Regions from separate parts of the Homo sapiens genome. Here regions 2, 3 and 4 are each linked to region 1. A link is a loop called in an ENCODE intact Hi-C map of the cell type or tissue named here. Cell type or tissue: PC-3. All regions are shown on one strand.

Region 1 (5,000 bases):
ATAGATAACTGAATGAAAATGAAATTTCTACCCTAAGATAGTATGATTAAAATCATGTGGGTAGTGGCAGAAATTGTGTACATAAAGACTGCTCTAAACATATGATACCTTAGCTGCGTATCTGGTTCTTTAAAGCTGTCCCCAGGCAACCTTACTGTAGAAAGTTTAGGGGCAAGTTATCAGTGACGCATGGAGGACTCTCTGGGCTAGGAAGGGACTTTCAGGCCACAGTGTTCTCACAAGTTCTAAGAAGTCATTCACAGTGAGAGGGACCACATTCGAAGAGGATTGACAGTTTAGACTGAAAACAGCTTTCAAAGAGACTAATCTTATAAAGTATTGCAAATGAATAAGGGCAACAGGAGTAGGTGTTCACCTGCCAGTCTCCGCCGTGCAAGATGAGAGCCTGTCTGTACGCACACATGCGCTGACTTAAAAAAAAATCATATAAAAAACAACATCTTTGCTACGGAGTCGTTTTTAACAAGTATTACAGAAAGAGCACCAGCTACCAAAAAGAGTTGCCAGGGCCAGAAGGAGCCATCAATCGAAACAGTTTACATTTCAAAGTTTTTCCAAGAAGAGTGAAAACGTCTCCTCTCCTTGATGGAAAACGGAGGAGCTGTAGTAAAGAATCTATTTGCTGCCTTCCCAGTCAAGTTTCTTTCTCTAGAGTGGCCCTTTAACCCTTAGGTTGAGGCCAACAGGTAGAGATAAAAAGGAATGTTTGCATCTTCTGCTTGTGCTCTGAGCAGCTTACTAGGCTGTAGAGTCAGGATAAAAAATCCTCTTTCTTTTGTGAGTTTCATTGTTCAGAAATGAGTCTTTTTGCTCTTGGGCACTACTGGAGATAAACAGGTCATTTTGACTTTTACACTCTGTACTTCCTGACATCACTAACAATTATACACATCAGTCTTGGAATGTGTTTTTCTCCTCAAAGTATTTCAGGAATTGACTCTTTCTTTTCTCCGCTTCATTTACAACCTAGGAAATTAATGCTAACCATGCTACATTTTAACCAGAATGTATATTTGTTTATCTCTTTTAAAATTTTTTATTTGAAAGAAAAAAATTTGGCCCTAGGTGAAAAAGCATTTCTTAAAATCAGGAACAGTTTTCTATAAGATGTATAATCCAGATGTATACTTTTGTTTTTAGCTTTTAATTTTCTGCTTAATTTTTGCCTTATTTCTAAACACCAAATTTGATTTCCTGAATCCATTAGGATAAATTCTACATACCTCATTCTTACTTCTAGAAGCATGTCAAATGGAAGCACTAATCTAAGAAAAAAATTTGATTTCACAATTAAGACTTGGGAAAGAAAACAACAACAGACACTGGGACCCCTTTGTCATGAACTTGTCCCATAAAAATAGTTATTTGCGCTTCTCCCTCCCCTTACTCCAATAATCCCATCACTGGATTCTTTGTTACCCCATCTCTTTGACCAACAGGCAGTTTGTAGAACCATAATGAAGACTCTGCATCCCTGATGATCATTTTTTCAGATTGCAATGTGACTAGAAAAGGAAAAAAATGAAAGGACCCCCTTCTATTTTTGCACACACATATAAATGCTGTTCATTACGGTTACAAAAATTACAGTCACTTTCTTAGATTGATTTATTGATATAAATGACATGATATCACTGAAAAAATATTGCCAATTTACATATAACATCCTTTATAAATACCATTGGTTCTCAGTGAACTCCTCCTGACCTCCTGGTCTGAGACTGTCTCTATGTGATGTACATAATTCTCTCAACACTGATCCATTACTTCTTCTCAGTGTTGGGGGTTAGGCCAATAGTGTAAAGTCACAGATAATTAGCAGCCCTATCAATAACCAGTTACAGAATTTCTGCCTAAGTGACAGGCCAGAAAAGCCAAAAAAGGAGGTAGCAATATAAAGTAGAAGGGAAGTGCCGATATATTTTGTGGTTCAAGCAGCTGCTATGGACTATCAGCATCACCAGGAGACCTCACTGCATTAGCATAAATTCAAATGACAAATGCACAGTGCTATTCAGAGACTCATTAATTTGCAATGGGTGCAGTGCTCATGACATATTAGTGCAAAATTCAAATGTCTTTGTAGCAATGTGAATTTAGTTGTGAGACCAAAGTCGCTAAAATGAAAATGTGTGGTTTTTTTAGCAGTTTATTAAATTATGAACTGTGATGACTATATCCGTGCATCTTTTTAAGCAGATGAGGTCCAGCGTGCTCCAGCGGCAAATCGCATGGTTTGTGTTGATATTTTCCTGTCAGACAATTTCCCAAGCAGCAGATAAGATACCAGACTGTCTGCCTTGCTCCGCTGCATGCGGACTGAGAGCTCCCCCTTCTGGACAAATGACATTGCCACTCTAAAAGAAAACCCAGCCATTTTTTGTCTTGTTTTCATATTTTTAAAAGGTTTTCAGGCAAAGAATTTCGGTGTCCACCTAAAGCCAAAAGAAAACAATTTGCAATTATTTATTATAAGTGACAGTACATGATAACTGTCTTCAAAATACTGAAGAGTCACCCTCAATTGAAATGCATCATATAATTTTATATGAAGCTTCTTCAAGACCTCACTTGCAAATATATTTTTTAAAATAGCTGCCTGATTTATATAAACCAAGAATATAAGCTACAAAAATAATAAAAACTATCATATTCATATTGCTTCCACAATATCATAAACAAGCTTACAATTACTAGCATTCTATTGTATAAGAAAAAAGCAAGAACATACACGGCTAGAGGCTTTTAAACAAAGCAACCAAGTGTATATTGTATTCAACTCTATTGAATGAAATTATGAACAGACCCAGACAAGGAAAGTCAGATCATACCCATGTCACATGTGTGTGGTGTGTTGTGTGTGCATTTTTCTCTTTAACATCAGGAATCTTCTGTCCAGTTACTTCACATTAGTCAAAGCAGATTTATCATTGGTGTGTCTTTTAAAAATTGGCATGTTTTTTACATTTAAATAATGACTCAGATTAGTACAATAATGGGATGAAGAAGGTTAATTTGTCTGCAGTATTAACATTACAAAAATACACAAGATGTCAGCACCTGCACTTCTCAGTACCCAGGGTTCATAGCCACTTAGAGCAGACCTGCATCCCAGTTTATATGATCTAAATATTCATGTTCACATCTAATACTAACAAAAACATACATATAGCATTTTTCAGTAAAGCTATAGCTTCCCAAACCATGTAACATACCTCTGAATGAATTGAAAAACATGTTGCACTTCGAAAGTTACTTTTAGGAGAATAGAAAATCTTACAGTAAAAGATTTGCCCTTTGGCCATTTGAGCCAACTAATCTCCATCAGAGTACTAGAAGTGTGTTTCAGCAGATCTTTAGTAAAATTTATGTTTATCATTTTTTAACTTTAAATATGTTACTGAATGTAAAAAGGGGTCACATCACTCTATTACTGCTTATAGACTTAATTACATACTTTCTGAGCATTATTTCGGCTTATGATGAATTTGGGAGGAAGGTCTTCTAATGAAAGTTGTGTACTTTTGAATTACACTTTATAATATCACTGATGCTTTATATCATCTTCAGCAATTAAAAGTAAGATCACTGTTATCTATTCTACTTATTTGCAATTGAAGTGGTCTTGAGTTATTTAGCAGGCTCATTTTATTTTACAGTAACAGCTACAAGGAAGACACAGAATTAATGAGGATTGAGAAGGATCACTGTACTGTACATTAAACATGTGGAAGTTGTATATAACTGAGCAATATCAGATTTATCACTGTAGCCAGATGTCTAGGCATTGTTTTTCCCTAATGAATTTTCTTTCACCAAGTAATTAGAATCCCAGATTTACAGAATGTTAGAACTGGAAGAGCCATTGTTGATCATCTCCCACTTTATGGATGGGAGAACCAAAGGTTCAGAAAAGTTAAGTGAATTTACCAAGACCTAATGGTTAGAAAATGGCAGAACTGAAACAAGAACCCTGCTCTCTAGACATCCTTTCCCAAACTTGAGCTCACAAGCCCAGAGGGCCTGTAAAAACACAGATTGCTGAGCATATTTCCAGGGTTCCTGATTCCGTAGGGCTTCAGTAGGCCCTACTGATTTGCATTTTTATCAAGTTCTAGGCAATGTTATGCTTGCTTGTCCAGGGACCATGCTTTGAGAACTATCGGTCTCTAAACCAGTTTTTGAAAAAACTGCTGGCATTTTATTTCTAATAGCTTTTCTCTTGATGAAGAAAGCAAACTCAGGCTAATACTTGCCACATTACTTTGTTGTCATCTCTCTAATAGAGGGTTCGGGTAATACATTATGAAAAGTCTGGAAGTTTGCAGAAAAACAATAACAAAAAGGCACCCTGATTAAGGCATCTGGGGGCACTAAAAATAAAATAATGTCTGAGCTTCAGTTTTTTTAAATCATAACAGAGTGTAGTTAGAAGCCAAATATAGGAAAGATGGCCTTGTTTTCTGGTCCCTTCCCCCACTAGCCAACAACATTTAGACAACATAGAAGTTTACCCTTTTAGTCTCTAAAATAAAATAGCATTCACAGACTTAATTAATCAAGGTACCATTCATCATTGTCTATATAGTATTCACAAATTTACATACTAAGAGCCAGAAAGAAAGAGCCCCTGTGTAAACGAACTTGAACTCATCCGTGCCTGAATCACCGACTCAGAAGAACAGGAGCATGTTCAAGAGGAACTTCGCCAGGGCACGTGCTGGTTCTTAAGCCCACAACACAGAATTCAACAAACCTGTTCAGCAGTCTGGTCGCACAGTTGTAATATAATTTCATTTTTTCCTGGTTCAAAGAATGACCGTGATGAAGATGATCGTCAAAATACAAATATATATATACATATTTAATTTTTTAAAAATAGTATCAATTTGGAAAATGAAAATGACTGATGGTGAAAAAAGATTTTAATTATATACATAAACCTTGATGTTCTTGTGTTTTTTCTCCCATTTTTATTG
Region 2 (5,000 bases), 530 kb before region 1:
AGATTGAGTCTGGCGAAGGTAATCATTGTGAAGTTAAAGATTTAGAGAGAGAGAGAGAGGTGGAGAAATAGAGGGGTTGAAGATAAGTCAACAAGAATATTTTTCTTGTCAGCAGTAAAATGTATTTATGAATGCTTCATTGCCATTCTGATGGTGATAGAAGGAGGATTGCAGAAGTCACAATAATGACATAACTAAAGGAGCAAATTCAGTTTTCCCTCATTTCAGTAAATATCCCTCATTCATTTTATCCATCAGTTCTAGGAAAGCTCTCTTTTCAGAGCATTTGTTCTCGGCTCAGTGAAGCTGTACAGGTGGTACTGCCTCAGCAGGAAACTGTCTTCTTGCTGAGGGACCGCCAATTATTTGTAGTGAAACTAAAACAGAGGAATAAATATTACATGTTGATGGATGCTTGTCAGGAAAGGGAGTGAGGTACTTTCAATGGGGCTTGTCAGACACAAAAACCTTCAGCAAATCTGCATTTTCAATGGCAAAGTGGCTAGAATTTTCCAGCTGCTTCACTGGTGAACCTCAAGATTTATCTCATAAATTTAAATTATAGATGACATAGCACTGGAATGGAAATAGATGACACCTTTAAAAATAAATCTAGTGCAACATTTGGGAAAAGGAATCACACATTTAAAAGGGAAAAAAGAAAGTTCCAATGTGCCAAAACAGAGCTTTTATTTGTTGTCCTATTTACTATTCTCTGTCTAAAATTAGCATCTCTCTTACTTTTCCTCTTTAGTCCCCTGTACACGACATGCTGTGGAGGAGCTAAGAAAGTTTTGTGCAATTCAAGGAGTAAGCTGGGTTGCAACTATAACAAAAAGCTTGCCAAGGTTGGGAGCCAAACTGGCAAGGTTTTCTGTTGTGTCAGCGTTTAAGTATTATTGCAATGTTATCGTATCACTGAAGAAAGGGGAACATAGAAACAGCAGAGCCAAATGCTAAGGAACATTTGAAGGAAAGCGTGTACCTAGCTTCAATAGAGAGTTTGACTGTATTAGACGGGGCTTAACTTTAATAGGAACCAGTCAATTCAACTTTAATTTGATCATATGAAATAGTGTTTTTAAAAATTTATTCCAGCAGATCTTGATTCCAGCAGTCTTTCCAAATCAGATGATGGTGAAGAATAATAAAGAATATAGGTCTGAAAACCGGCAACATCAGATCAAGACTTGCTTGCATTATAAGCAAATTTCCACTGGCCAGAGCAGGGAGAATAATTTTCTCCTGGAGGGAAATTTGAGAGCAATAAATTTGAGGATTTTCCCCCTTTCATGATGTTATTCACATGTCCAGGTAAAAGTCAATTAAAATTTGGAACATTTGTCATAAGAAACCACAATAGAACTCATGATTTGAGCAACAATTAAACCAAAATCGTAAGAGTCAATTGAGAAAAACACACAAATGAGAGCACCAGCTAGAAGCAAAATGAGTTAAATCCAAGCCATAACCTGTTATTAACATAAAAATGTTTATTGAGGGGGGAACAAGTGTAGCAACATTTTGATCATCCCTTGCAAGATATTATGAATGTCAGGCTGCACTAGATTAGAAGCTTTTATTTCTATTTTTATTTTTTAGCACTACGTAAAAAGCAGAAGAAACACACAGAAAAAAAAGAGCTCTTCCTGAGATAACTTTTCTCACCACCATTGATCATTTCTGTTCTTCTTTTCAGGTCAGGCATGGAAGTACTCATGTTTGGCTCAGAGGTTGTTAAAATTGAAGTGGTTAATTTAAGAGCTTTGCTCAGGTTCACTATTTGCCTCACTTGATTTCTAATTGCTTGTAGTTAGAAGGAGTCAAATATATTCTCACCTAGTGATCAGTTTTGGTTTTCAAGTGACACTCTGCATGTGGAGCTCAGAAAAACCAAACACCTACAGGAATGTGTTGAAGAAACCAGATAGCAAGGCCGCCAAGTGACTCAGACTCTGCTTCCATTCCCTAGGGTTTATCAACTTTGTTAATGGGGCATATGTGCTGAGAATTATATAACATTAAACATGGGGAACATTTCCTGGAAAAAATTTCCATTCTTCCTCAAAGCCAATGCATTGAGAGGTCTAGTGTCCAGGTAAAACACCACCCTCTAGTGTACATCTCTAAATAATATTGCTGTGACTCCTCTGATGATAATGGTTATGACAGTTGAGAATATTAAAACAAGTATTACAATGAGGATCATCTTCTATTAATATGCAGAATGGAGCACATGCAAAGACTAAATGCATAATGAGTGATCAAAATAATTGTTGATTTTCACTCAAAATGAAGCAAATTGTTGACTAAATGAAATAATTCAACACTGACTTAAAAAAAGACAAAGCTCATTAGTTTTAGGAGTATTTATTGAGTATATAGTGTGGGATATATGTTGTTCTACGACTGAACAAAGACAATAGTCATTTACGCTGAAAAATGGAAGAAAACTATTCTAAGAGGCGAATGCAGGATACATGAGGGATCCCCACGACGCCTGTTTTTTGGAAAATAATATAAATTGCTGGGATCAAGGTGATATTTGATTACCTAAAGAACACTAAAATGTGATAACAGAAACATAAAAATGTTTCTTGGAAATCCTCAATGTAATTGCCAAATAAAGTGTAAATTCTCCTGTTCCATAAGGAGAAAAACTAATGGACACATGTCTAGATTAAAAGCTTTTTTTGATGTCATATAGCCAGATTCCAAGTGAATCAAAGGAGTAGATGGAACAGCTGAAAGTATTCTACACCTGGCACGAAGAGTGTTGAAAAATCCTATAAAGACATTTTTGTCATTGCTCCTTCTCTCTTTGTACAGAGCTCAAAGAAATTTAACTCTTTTGTCAAAAATATCTGCAGCTCCTTTCTACACTCATGAATCTCTCAGAAAAATTTTTTTTCTTAATCATTTCTGATCTAAACTGTTGGATGTAGAATTGGCCTCTGCATAAAAGTGTGAAGTATTTAAGTGGTAAAATTCTGCCCATAGAACACACAGTGTAACAAATTCATACATATTTTCTCAAATAATATTTTCAAAATGCATTACTGAAATTCCTTCTTTGGTATTTTCCAATGGAATCAGAAAAAGTTTAGGATTTCCATCTACCAAAAAAATCATTGCTCATCAATGTAATCTTTTAGCTATCAGCAAGTTATTTACACTTTTGCTATGAGCGAATCTTTTCTCATATACCCACAATGGTGATCTAACTGCTTCAAAACATTTTTGGAAGTAGTTGGAATTTAATTAAATACTTATGTATGTATGCATGTATGCACTCTAAGTTTTCATGTGTACATATAGTAAACATCAGCTAAATACAATGTACTTAGGTTTAAAAAAAATCCCCTAAAGGAAAAAGATAGTAAAATTGCCCTAGAATTTGTCTTATTTTTACAGCTAAGAAAGAAATCCAATTCATTAACACCCTGACTCTGATTCTAACTAGGTATAGGAGTTGAGAAAAATAACTTTTCTTCAAAGATCACAGATTCCCAGTTCATATAATGTGTAGTAGGATGGAATAATGGCACAAGTCCCTCTACATGGTAATAGTCTATGACTAGTAAGTCTTAGTAGTTTGGCTCTCTAATTAATATTAAAATATAATATTATATTATTTGGGGAAATTTTAGATTAACATTGATTATAATCAATGCCAAAAAAAAATCAGAAAGAAAGACCTTTAAATAATTCCGTCTAGTGCTGGTGCCTTCCTCTCTTGGTCTAATGCTGTGTAAGCACAGCAGTTAGCAGGGCAAGATGAGAAATGAGGCTGCCTGGATTGGAATCCCAACTCTAATATTACTAGTTACTTGGCCTTAGTTACTTAACTTCTCTGTGCCTTATATTTCTTACCAGTAATGAGGGCATAAAAATAGCACGTCTTCTGCTTTGTAAGGTTGTTTTGAGGATCAAGTGAAATTAACATATAAAGCTTTTAGCACAGTTTACATAAATCGGTAATTCAACAAGTTTTTTTTACTATTAGTAATATTCTAACAAAGAATAAAGAAAACAATGACAAGAGGAAAAACACTCCAATTTTTATTTTAACAGAATGTTTGAAGAAAAGCTGATTTTTAAAATCCACATCAAATGGTTAATGATCTCCAGTTATGTCTCTACAATTGGCATCATCAGTGATTAGGAATACAGGTAGCATCTGCCAAAGCACTAGTTTGTGCTATGAGAAAGAGCATGTTTGAACCATGGGTAGTTTCAGTGAGATATAGCTAAGCTGCTAGAAATGGGTAATGTGTATTGAATGTAGGTAGGAGGGCATCCGCTGTGAAGGCATTCTTTCTCACTGGGTTTTCAAAAGCACATCAATAAGAATGAACAAATAGCCATGCAAGCATCTGCTACCATACATATGGAATGAAGGTAGACAGAAAGGCACATTATAACTGTGGTGAACGTAGCAACCTACCACAGGAAAACTGTATTATTTAGTTAACCCAACAATATACTTTGACAGGTTCTTTAAAAAATAAACTAAACTCCACATTCTGAAATTTATCAAATGATTTTCTTCAAATAAATATCCATGCTGTGTTTCAATATTCTTTAAGCCTTGACATTTATGTTGAGTTATAAACTTGCTATGAAAATGGGAACCTGGATTCCTCTGAATGAAAGTCTTTTGGTGAATTGATAAACAATTCTCACTGCAGTTTAATAGATTATCTCTAAATTTCAAGTCCAAATGTCAGAGCTGGAGATGGTAAAGACTGAAATAGTAGAGGTTTTGTTGATGCTTTCTATCCTATTATTGTTTTTATAAAGGTTTTTGTTCCAAATGAATACAACACATCATATAGTCTCTAGTTAGCACTGGCAGGAAAAAAAAATGAATTTGAAGGGTTCAAAGAGACTAAATAGACAGAGAATATGATCTAAGGATATCAGCTTCTATATATGTATTTAATGTATTTAGTAGTGTGTATAAAATGAAGTGGGCTTTGAGTAGAGTGCATTATCTA
Region 3 (5,000 bases), 120 kb after region 1:
TACACATTTTCTCTTTCCCTCTCTCTCATTCTCTCTCACACACACTTTTTAAAATATAGGTAGAATATTCTAGCAAAAGAAAATAAGTGTCTTTCCTACCCCTGTCTGTCACCAGTTGCCTCTTTGCCTCCAATCCCAAGCAGGTAATCACTTTTATTAGTTCTCTATGTGTTCTTCAAGAGTTTCTTTATGTATATAAAATGAAATATAAATATATATTCTTATTCCTCCTTTTTTACACAAATAGATTACTATAAGACTGTTCTGCATTTTGCCATTTTCATCTAATATTGCTTGAAGCTCTTTGCATATCAGTATAGACCTCTTGCTCATTCTTTTTAACAGCTGTATAGTATTCCAATTATTTAGCCTCCCAACAAGGGACATTTGATTTGTTTCCAATTTTCGCTATAAAAAACCTATAATGAATAGTCTTAAACATAAACAATTTTGCATGTGTACAAGTATATCCATAGGCTAAATTCCAAGAGATCTGTTAGATCATGTGGTGTAGTTATTTGTAATGTTACCAATTGCCCTCTGTGGGAGTTGTACCAATTTGTAATGCCAGCAGTGAAAGGATTCTGGTTTATTTCCCCTCCTCCTTGCATTTAACAGAGTATATTACAAAAATAATTGAATAAGTAAAAGTGGTACCTCGGTGTACTTTAATTTTGCATTTCATTAATATGAGTGATTTCATATGTCTAATGTAAATTTTTATTTCATTATTATTGAACTTTATTCAGTTCTTCATAAGGTAGAGTTAATAATTTTATTTGGAGAAAAAAGTAGTGTGTGTGTTTATGTTTGTATGTGTGTGTACATGTAACCAAAAGTTCAAAGGCATCATTACAACCTTGCTTGGCCAAATGTATAATTGCAGTATATATATTTAAAAATCTCTTGCTACATCTAAAGTATGGTATTATGTAGGTTGGTGTTTATTCAGGACAAGGAAAATTATCCAAATAAGTTATTTAGAACAAGGAATTTATCACGCAGAAGAATATGTCTGGGATAGAAGGCCCATTAACACTCAAATTATGAGTTCACTAATCTGGTCTAGGTTGAGGAAGTATGTCAAGAACAATAGCTTGCTCATATCTGAGATGTGTTAAAATTAACTGTGTGTTTAATAATATTGGGCTTAGAATCATATGGTAGAAAACATTACATTAACTGAGTAACGTAATCATTCTCAGCGTCAATTTCCTGATCTGAGAAATGGACATGGTAATATCTGTCCCACAGTGTTGGTAAACTTTCTTCACCACTGACACCCATTAATATAAATCACTTCTAATCAATGAACTCAGAAAGGAGGTAGTCATATAAGTCAGATAAAAACATCTAGAATTTAGAAAATTATACAGCTCTCAGAAAGAGAATATTTGAACCGTAAAAAATAAGGAATATTAAGATATATATGACTATAAATAAATAAAATAGCACTTGATGCTAAGAAAGCATGCATAATCTCAAAGCAGAAAATAGAATGTCTCACAACTAGAAGTGAGGCAAAAGGATAGATTTACTAACTTTGTGATTATAGAACTTACCTATTTTGTAATTATAAATAGTATAGTATGAAAATGTTTCATAAAAACTATAAGCCTTTAAATCCCAGACAAAAGCCAGTGGAGTAGGGGATAAGACATACTGAATTCGCAAAATTTAGGAAGATATGTTTTCATGAAAAAGAGTTTTCTCTGCTTTCTTTAGGTAATCTTGTAGATATATTAAACAGAAATTCTTCTCAAATAAAGACTGAATTTATATTTTCACTTAATAGTTTATTCTACTTTTAAAAAGCTTAACTAACAAATCAAGAAAACCTCATATTTTGTTTATTTTTCTATTTTAATTACTAGATATAATGTAAAAATAAAATTATACCACAAGAAATACCATTATGTGGAATATAAAAAGCACTTTTTTTCAAATAGGTGTATACACTTAAAAAATAAAACTATAATATCATGTAACTGTTGTGTAAAACAAATGTTCTTCCTCAGATTCATTTTTTTGTTGCAGCAATAGGTCCCCCTGGTGGAGATTGAAAATATATTTTGTTCTATTTTTCTCTTTCCAAGTCACTATCTTAATTTGAGTAATTAAGTGCCATTCTTCCTTGAATAAATGAATAAAGAAGGAGTTTAGAAGGCCTGTGAATTGACTGTCATCCCTTCTGCAGGTGAATTTGTACCTAGTAACATTCATAATTGCAGGAATCAAACCCTTCTGCCTAGAAAGAACATTCCCCAAAACATAAAGTCTTAGTTGATAGAGACTAACAAAATTAAATATGCAAAATAATGAAGCTTTTAAAAATCACATTCATAGATTATAAGAGTCTAGTTAATGATTCCTCTTATTGGTCTATATATATATTCCTGTATACAAGGCAAATGTCTCCTTAGCTGGGAAAGAACAATCGTTGTTCATTGAAGACTCACAAGACAATTACCATATGGAAATACCATGAGATACATACACCCTTCATTGTTGGGTTACATGAGGTGATACCTTAACAAGTGATATATAATGGAAGGAAAAAGTGTGTCAACTTCTATGCATGAATAAAACAGGAGTTCTTAAAGTGAGACCAGAACCATGTGTTCCCATTCAGTTCTACCAGTGGATGCCCACCCAGAAGCATAATCAACTTGGAACAATATGGAACCCAGATTTCATTCCATACTCTCTTGAAAATGAAAGTTCCAGCAGTGTCAGCCTGGGGCAAAAACTGAAATTTAGATGATACTATCTTTTTGTAACTGTTTCCCACACTGTAGAGGTCCCGGAGATCCCAGAACATCCAAGATCCGATTATAGAGCTGCAAATCTCTTGAACCTATAGGTCAATAACCACTCCATGAGTCCTTTCTCTGGCATCAGCGTCCCACTGCCGCTCACCATTTCCCTGTGACTCCTGTACATTTCCCCTACATAAGCCCTAAATCTCTGGTTTCCCTGAGGCTTAAGAACAACTAAGCAGCTATTGATATGGATGGTGTATTCCTCAACACTGAATTCATCAGAATCCTGAGCAATGTTTTTAGATGGTCAAACACTACAGCAATCTTAATCTCTTTAATTTCATGTTTCTTGATTTTTTTCAGTAAGTAAGTAGTATATGGAGTATGTCATTGAACCAATAAAGAGTATGTGAATTAATTTACACTTCAGAAAACCTCTACATCCATACTGTAAGCTGTATTCTAAATTAAGCTCTCCTTTACCTCTAGGCCCTCATGCACCTTTTATTTCATCCTGGGTTCCTAGAACAAATTTCTTGATTATATAGGAGCAATTTGACTGGTCTGTAGACTAACAATATTAAAGTACAGCAGATGTCTAGCGTTTTCCCTCCCCTGTAGTGCTGGGAAGGTCTCCTTTGGGTTCTCAACCCTACTTTAACCAGACATGCCTCTCGTTAACTCAGCACTTCTCTAATCTCGTGGGAGACAAGGGGGAGAAGGTGAGAGCAAAAGTGGTAAACAGCAGCAATTACTTGGTTGGGAGATGAGCCTTGTCCAGGTCTCTGCTATGTTTAATATGGTTGATCTGAACACTCCTCCATCTGACCCCAAATAACTGAAGTTGACTGCATTTGTCTCTTCTTATTTCTATATAGTTTGTGATCTGTTATTTCTAATTTAATAATCTTACTGAATTTGTGTTGGAGAAGTGTGCTACAATCCTTTTTTGGAAAAAAAAAAGATGTTACATAAAGTATAAATAAAATAGAAACTAAGAACTCTTTTAAAAAGATTTGCCTTTTCTATCTCTTTTTCACATGAATTAACTCTTTAGACCCTAATAGCTGCCAGCAATCAAGTTTAGCTTTTTGAAAATAATTTTTAAAAACCTTTGACTTTAATATAACTTAGGTAGAACTATAAACCATGATTTTTAAGCTGATTTCAACCAAATGTTAATAGCATATATTTTATCCATGCTCCCTAAGAATACATTTCCTCCAAATGGACTGAACACTGCCTTGCTCACCTGTTTATGAATACTCCAAAGAAACTAATCTGAGTTTAGAATTTACCCCCAAGCAGTATCCTAGCTAGCTAGGTTTGGGTACAACCAACAGCTCCTTAGAGGCCCTCAAGACCCCAGAACTTCCAGGATCAGATTGTAGAACTATAAGCACTTGGGCCCATAGGCCAATAATTCAAACTACAGAAGAAGCATAACTATAACAATTAATTTTAATATAACTTTGCAATTCACAAAACATTTTCACAAACATAATGTCATTTAATTTTTCCCCAAACGACATGAAATAGACTGTTAATTTTCTAGTTTTTAAAAATCTTTCCCAGTTTTTTTTCTTGTATCTTTGCTACAGTAGTGAAATCAACCAATTAGATATAAACAAAGTTTTCTTTCACAAGGAAAATTCTTAGAATCCAAATCTTGCTTCTCCCTCTTTGAAAGAGTTATTTTGTTTTTATTGCCAGTGTTGAAAAACATCCCACTATCCCTTGGACTTAGATTAGCAACAATTATCTCCCAGCAAGACTGGTATAGAAAGTCTCCTGGAAAGCTCAGTTTTGGCTAGCTACTCAGATTTAATGGAACATTTTAAATCTTAATAGAAAAAGGAAAATGTAATCTTGCTGAAAGTATGGTTATATCTACCTGTTTGGTAGAAACCTTAAATGTATAAACTTTCAAAACAATCAAAATGTATATTTTCTTAAAAAATAAGCCAACCCCAAACCTTTAACCTGCTGTTAAATTTAAGGAGGTCCTAAATGGTAGGAAATATAATTTGAAAATATTTTTGTCACTTAACATTTAGTTTATGTATATTGAGTGGTCTTTAAAAAGCTACGTATCAGAAATAGGCTTCCATCAATAAGTCTCTAGTATTTATGCTCTACAACAGTACACGTTTCCATGCTGTCAAACGTACATGGACTTTTGGAAGACCCTGGGGATAGGCAGTCTAGGTAACACCATACAGTGAAAATGATCGCCCT
Region 4 (5,000 bases), 170 kb after region 1:
GTATATATGTGTATATATGTGTATATATATGTGTATATATGTGTGTATATATATGTGTATATATATGTGTATATATATATAGAGAGAGAGAGAGAGAGAGAGTTCAAGACCAAAGCTAGCAGTTTGTTAAGTGGTATGATCAATGTAGAAGAAAAAAAAAAAAACAGGAGAAAACCGGTCATGCTGAAAACCATATAGGAGAAACTGGTCAACTCAGCTGGGCTTGACAAAATTGGTAACCTCAGCAAAAGCACATTTTGTGAAATGTTGGTATTGGCAGCCAGAATGAATTAATTAAAAATAGTCACAGCATTTCTATTATCAACCAAGACTTATGCAAAACGTATTCTAAAATTTTTTTCTAATTGTGAGAACTCTAAGGTGGAAACCATTTTAAAACTCACAAGTTTACCTGGCAATTGGAGACTGAATTCCTTCCTTTAAACTGACGCTATTATGAGTCTATCCCTTGCTGATTGCCCCTTTCCCCATTTATTATTTATAGCAAAGCTTGCATACTTATGGCCTGATGGCCAGAATGTGCCCACATATTTTGTTCAAGCTGTGTAGTACTGGCTTATGCAGAATTTTTAAATTTTTAAATCTTGGAAAGAAAAGAACCCTCATCTTTGTAGGATACATATTACTAGTCAGTCTCTCCTGCTTGCCCTCTACCTCCCCATCATCATTAATAATCTTTCCACAGCATTATTTTCTTTCTCACACATTCCTTAAAAAGCTGTTTAACTATTGAAGTATTTACAAGTGAGATGATGTGATGTCTTTAGCAGGCTTCAAAATAATGCAGTGTCAGGGGGAATTGGTTAGTGAGGGTGTAGATGAAACCAAATCGGCCATGCATTGAAAATTGTTCAGGGGCCAGGCATGGTGGCTCATGCCTGTAATCCCAGCACTTTGGGAGGCCGAGGCGGGTAGATCACCTGAGGTCAGGAGTTCAAGAACAGCCTGACTGACATGGTGAAACCCCATCTCTACTAAAAATACAAAAATTAACTGGGCGTGGTGGTAGACACCTGTAGTCCCACCTACTGGGGAGGCCGAAGCAGGAGAATTGCTTGAACCCTGGAGGCGAAGGTTGCAGTGAGCTGAGATCAAGCCGTTGCAGTCCAGCCTGGGCAACAAGAGTGAAACTCTGTCTCAAAAAGAAAAAAAAAGAAAAGAAAGAAAATTGTTGAGGATGGGTCAGTATGCAAGGGTTGATTATACTGTTCTCTCTACATTGTACGTGATTGAAAATTTCCAGCATAAAACCGTTTTTTAAATGGGGGAGGGGAAGAACTCGAGTAATCTTTACTATCAAGAAATTTATACTCAACTTGAGACGGCACATTACTCAAGAAGTTAAAACTCGGAGGCTGAGGGGAGAAGAGTGTGCACTGGCAGAAGGAGAGATGGCACAAAGGTATTTAAAGGTATGCCATGTTGATACAGAAGGCCAGATTGCAGTATGGTTGCAGCAGAGCAGGAACAAACATTCGTGGAGTACTTTGTGTTAACTTCTATGTACTGTGTTTTACAGGATTTTTCTCATTTACTGTTCACATACATCCTATGAGGTTGATATCATAGGCAAGAAAGCTCTGATACTCAAACAAGTTAAATTATCTGCCTTGGGTCACAAAGCTGGTGTAGGATAACTTTTGGAAAAGCAATCTCACTGGAAAAGCCAGACTGCAATTTGCTGAGGAAAACTTGTGGACCAGAGACCAGGGGTCACCTACAAGCTAAATAAAATGTATGGAAAGTATGCTTAAAATGTTTCATTTTGTTGCTAACATTTAAAAATCAGGAACAAAGACTTTAGATTTCTGACTTTTCTTTAAGAACTGAGAATCTATCCACATGGGTGCTGTACCACCTCACAGCCAAGGCACTGCTGCCCCCTTTAGGTGGGACTTACGCTCTCCTTTCTGTGGGAGTTCCTCCACTCATTATTGCAAATGTACTGCTTCACTTTACGCATTACGGCCTACATAGGTATTTGAATTCATTTATATACTAATTGTATTCATCCTGGAGTGTTATGACATGGTGGCATGGGTGTGATCAGTGAGAGAGAAAGGAGTACAGTCTTAGAAACTCAATGTGATTTGACCACCACATGTTGAGAACTACGCTCCAAACCACTTCTCTGGCAATTAATCCTGTACTCCATGCCTACTATAATGTCTCTTGCAGAGTTTTCTTGTGCTATAAATGCTAAGTGCCATATGATAAGTGGTGTGATAATAAACGCTTAGGGTTTCAGAGGAGGGCACAATTATTTCTGCAATCATTAAGACAAAAAATTATAAAAGTTGAATTGAAATTTTATAAGAGAAGACAAACCATTACATATGGAAGGAAAATCACAGGAAAAAGCATAAACTTAGGAAGGTGCAAATATGTGCAGAGAGTGGGAAGTGGACCAGTGTACTCGAAGCTGAGGTTCCTTCATCTAGGCAACTGTAACTCAGGGCTTGATAGAACCACAGAAATGTTTAAACTAGAAAAGAACTTACTTGAAATTATTCTTTCAGACCATCCATACTTGAAATTATTCTTTCAGATGACAACCAAGATCTTTTTTTACAATTTTTTGTAGAGGTGGGGTCTTTCTATGTTGCCCAGGCTAGTCTTGAACCCCTGGCCTTAAGTGATCCTCCTGCCTCGGCCTCTCTAAGTGTTCATATTATAGGCATAAACTACTCTGCCCAGGCACGATCTTTAGAAGTTAGGTGATTTGCTTAATGTCACATCGCTAGTTCATGAAGGAATTGACATTAAATCTTCCGCTTTCCATGGTTCTCCTCTGTACTTCCCTTCAACATGAATCATTTACATTGTAGACAAGGAGAGAAAAGTCTGAGCTGCTGCTGGGTTCTGGACACATTATTTTTCTTGACCTCAAGTAGCAATTGCCCTTTTCCTTTCATCATTCAATTTCACTTCAAATTCTTAACCAGGAACTGAACCAAGAAAGTACTGCAGGCAAATCTGACAAGTAGAAAAAAGAATTAAGAATGGTTGATGCATCATACCACTTTTTGCCATTATGTGACTACATCTGACCTTCTTCAAAAATGACCTGGCCAGCTTCTAAATTCTATATTACTACCAGGCTCAGAAAAGGGGAAGAAACTACACAGTGAATTTTTAACCAACTAAAGTGGGCATGAGGAAAGGGAAGATGTGCTGGCAGACGAGTCTCAGGCTCAGCATTTGTAATAATAAGAATTGAAATCTGAAAAGAGTAGTCAGTTTCAGTGCTGCCTAAAAGGCACTGAAGCAGGCTTCCTCTGGCTTTCAATCCACAGCTAGTGATGCCTAGTTTGCATCTTGGAATTCAGGACTGGCAATATAGCCTAGTGTTAAGATCACAGCCTTTGGATTTGAATCCAGGTTTTAGCATTTACCAGCTAAGTGATAGGGATAATTGATTTAACCTCTCCAAGCATAAGTTTACACACATATAAAATGGTGACAGGAATAGTTCTTACCATCCTCATTGGGTTGCAATGAGCATCGAGTACCTTAATTTAGGTTTCCCCAAAAGCACAATCTGAGATGAAAATTTGAGTGCAAGTAGTTTATTTGGGAGGTGAGAGTGTGATGATGTGAGACAAGGAGAAAAGCCAATAATGGCTCAGTTAACAAGCACATACCCCCTGGGTGAAGAAGAGGCCAAATCCTACCAGGGATTCTTCATCACAGGGCTAGGAAGCTGGGAAGGGTAGTTATCCTTAACTTCCCATTCCTCGCTGGTTGAGAATTTCTCCTGGGCAAGCGTCCCAGACACTTCTGGCCTCCCCTGAGCACAGGTCAGGTATAGTCCAGAACACAGAGAAAGCCCTCTCACAGAAAATCCATGACTTGAAGTAGAAAGCTTTGTTTTTATAGGAACCATCCACTAAGGCTGCAGGTGACTCCTAGATGGGGCCAAGGGGATATGGATAGGGCATTGACAGCATCTTCTATAGTGAGATAATGTATTTATCATAGTAATGCCTGGAACATAGTAAGCACTCAACAAATGATACAGCTACTTAAAGTACAAAGTGCTTGGCACAAAGATGGCAAAGGGAAGGTCTTCCCAATTAAAAAGAGGAAACACTATCACTAAAGAGATGAGATGAGTAGAATCAACCCAGAAACCTGGGAGTCATCCTTCACTCTACCTTCTTCTCTTCACCCCGCTACCCAACCGACCCCACCTTTTTCTCCATGTATCATCAGTTTAATCACTTTAGCATCTCTCCTTTCTCTCTTCTCCACTCCAGCAACACTACCTTAAGGTAGGCTTTCACATTCCTTGCTTTAAGTATCATATCAACTTTCTACCTGCCTGACCTTCCTGTTACTCTCCCTTTCTTGAATCACCCAACCCATTCATTCAGTAGTATCAGAATGCTTTTTTCTAAAACCCAATTCTGACAAGGTCAAACTCTACCTCAAATACTTCAATGATTCACCATTTATTTCTGGGTAAAGTTAAAACTCTTTAGGACACAAGACTCCTCATAACCTGGTCCTGCTTATTTACCCATCCTATCTGCACTGTACTTTACCTTCAACTTCCACACCCAGACATAAGATTTAGTGCCTAATGTATGGTACATTTTCTCATCATTCACTGCCATTGCCTGACTCCCACCTTTTTTCATCTAGAAAGCTCCTAGTTTTCATTAAGGAATTCAAATTGTTATCATCTTCTACAAAAAACGATCCCTGATATTTCCCCTTCCCTCTTGATCTGGATAGGCGATCAAATGACCATCTTTGTATATCTTTTTTTTTTTTTTTTTTTGACAGTGTCTCACTCTGTCACTCGGGCTAGAGTTTAGTGACACCATCATGGCTCACTGCAACCTCTACCTCCCAGGCTCAAGTGATCCCTCTGCCTCAGCTACCAGAATAGCTGGGACTACAGGCATGCAACACCACACTCGGCTAATTTTTGTATTTTTTTGTAGAGATGGAGTTTTGTCATGTTGCCCATG

Evidence for each region. A loop is a pair of places that touch in the nucleus more often than their neighbours do. Peaks named below come from ENCODE experiments on the same cell type or tissue, not always from the same donor. Only the 100,000 strongest peaks of a DNase experiment are listed, where the experiment ranks them.
Region 2: it touches region 1 in a loop (7-fold over the local background); 7 of 110 quality-filtered maps call a loop at or near these places.
Region 3: a loop joins it to region 1, with 6 times the contacts of the local background. A loop is called at or near these places in 14 of 110 quality-filtered maps.
Region 4: a loop joins it to region 1, with 5 times the contacts of the local background. A loop is called at or near these places in 9 of 110 quality-filtered maps.

The regions. Positions count from the first base shown.
Region 1 is chr5:90,263,111-90,268,110 of GRCh38, forward strand. The region is part of intron 1 of LINC01339 (long intergenic non-protein coding RNA 1339); the gene reads right to left. Among named protein-coding and RNA genes, the nearest start is that of LINC01339, 24 kb to the right of the region's middle. In PC-3, a CTCF peak has its summit at 2,363 (motif pointing left); a DNase peak (open chromatin) is centred at 2,331.
Region 2 is chr5:89,728,115-89,733,114 of GRCh38, forward strand. The region is part of intron 1 of LINC02161 (long intergenic non-protein coding RNA 2161); the gene reads left to right. Among named protein-coding and RNA genes, the nearest start is that of LINC02161, 150 kb to the left of the region's middle. In PC-3, CTCF peaks have their summits at 2,103 (motif pointing left) and 2,302; a DNase peak (open chromatin) is centred at 2,067.
Region 3 is chr5:90,384,259-90,389,258 of GRCh38, forward strand. No RefSeq gene overlaps it. Among named protein-coding and RNA genes, the nearest start is that of CETN3, 23 kb to the right of the region's middle. In PC-3, a CTCF peak has its summit at 2,051 (motif pointing left); no DNase peak of the experiment used is centred here.
Region 4 is chr5:90,432,410-90,437,409 of GRCh38, forward strand. No RefSeq gene overlaps it. Among named protein-coding and RNA genes, the nearest start is that of CETN3, 25 kb to the left of the region's middle. RefSeq lists a silencer at 1,832-1,921. In PC-3, a CTCF peak has its summit at 1,912 (motif pointing left); a DNase peak (open chromatin) is centred at 1,902.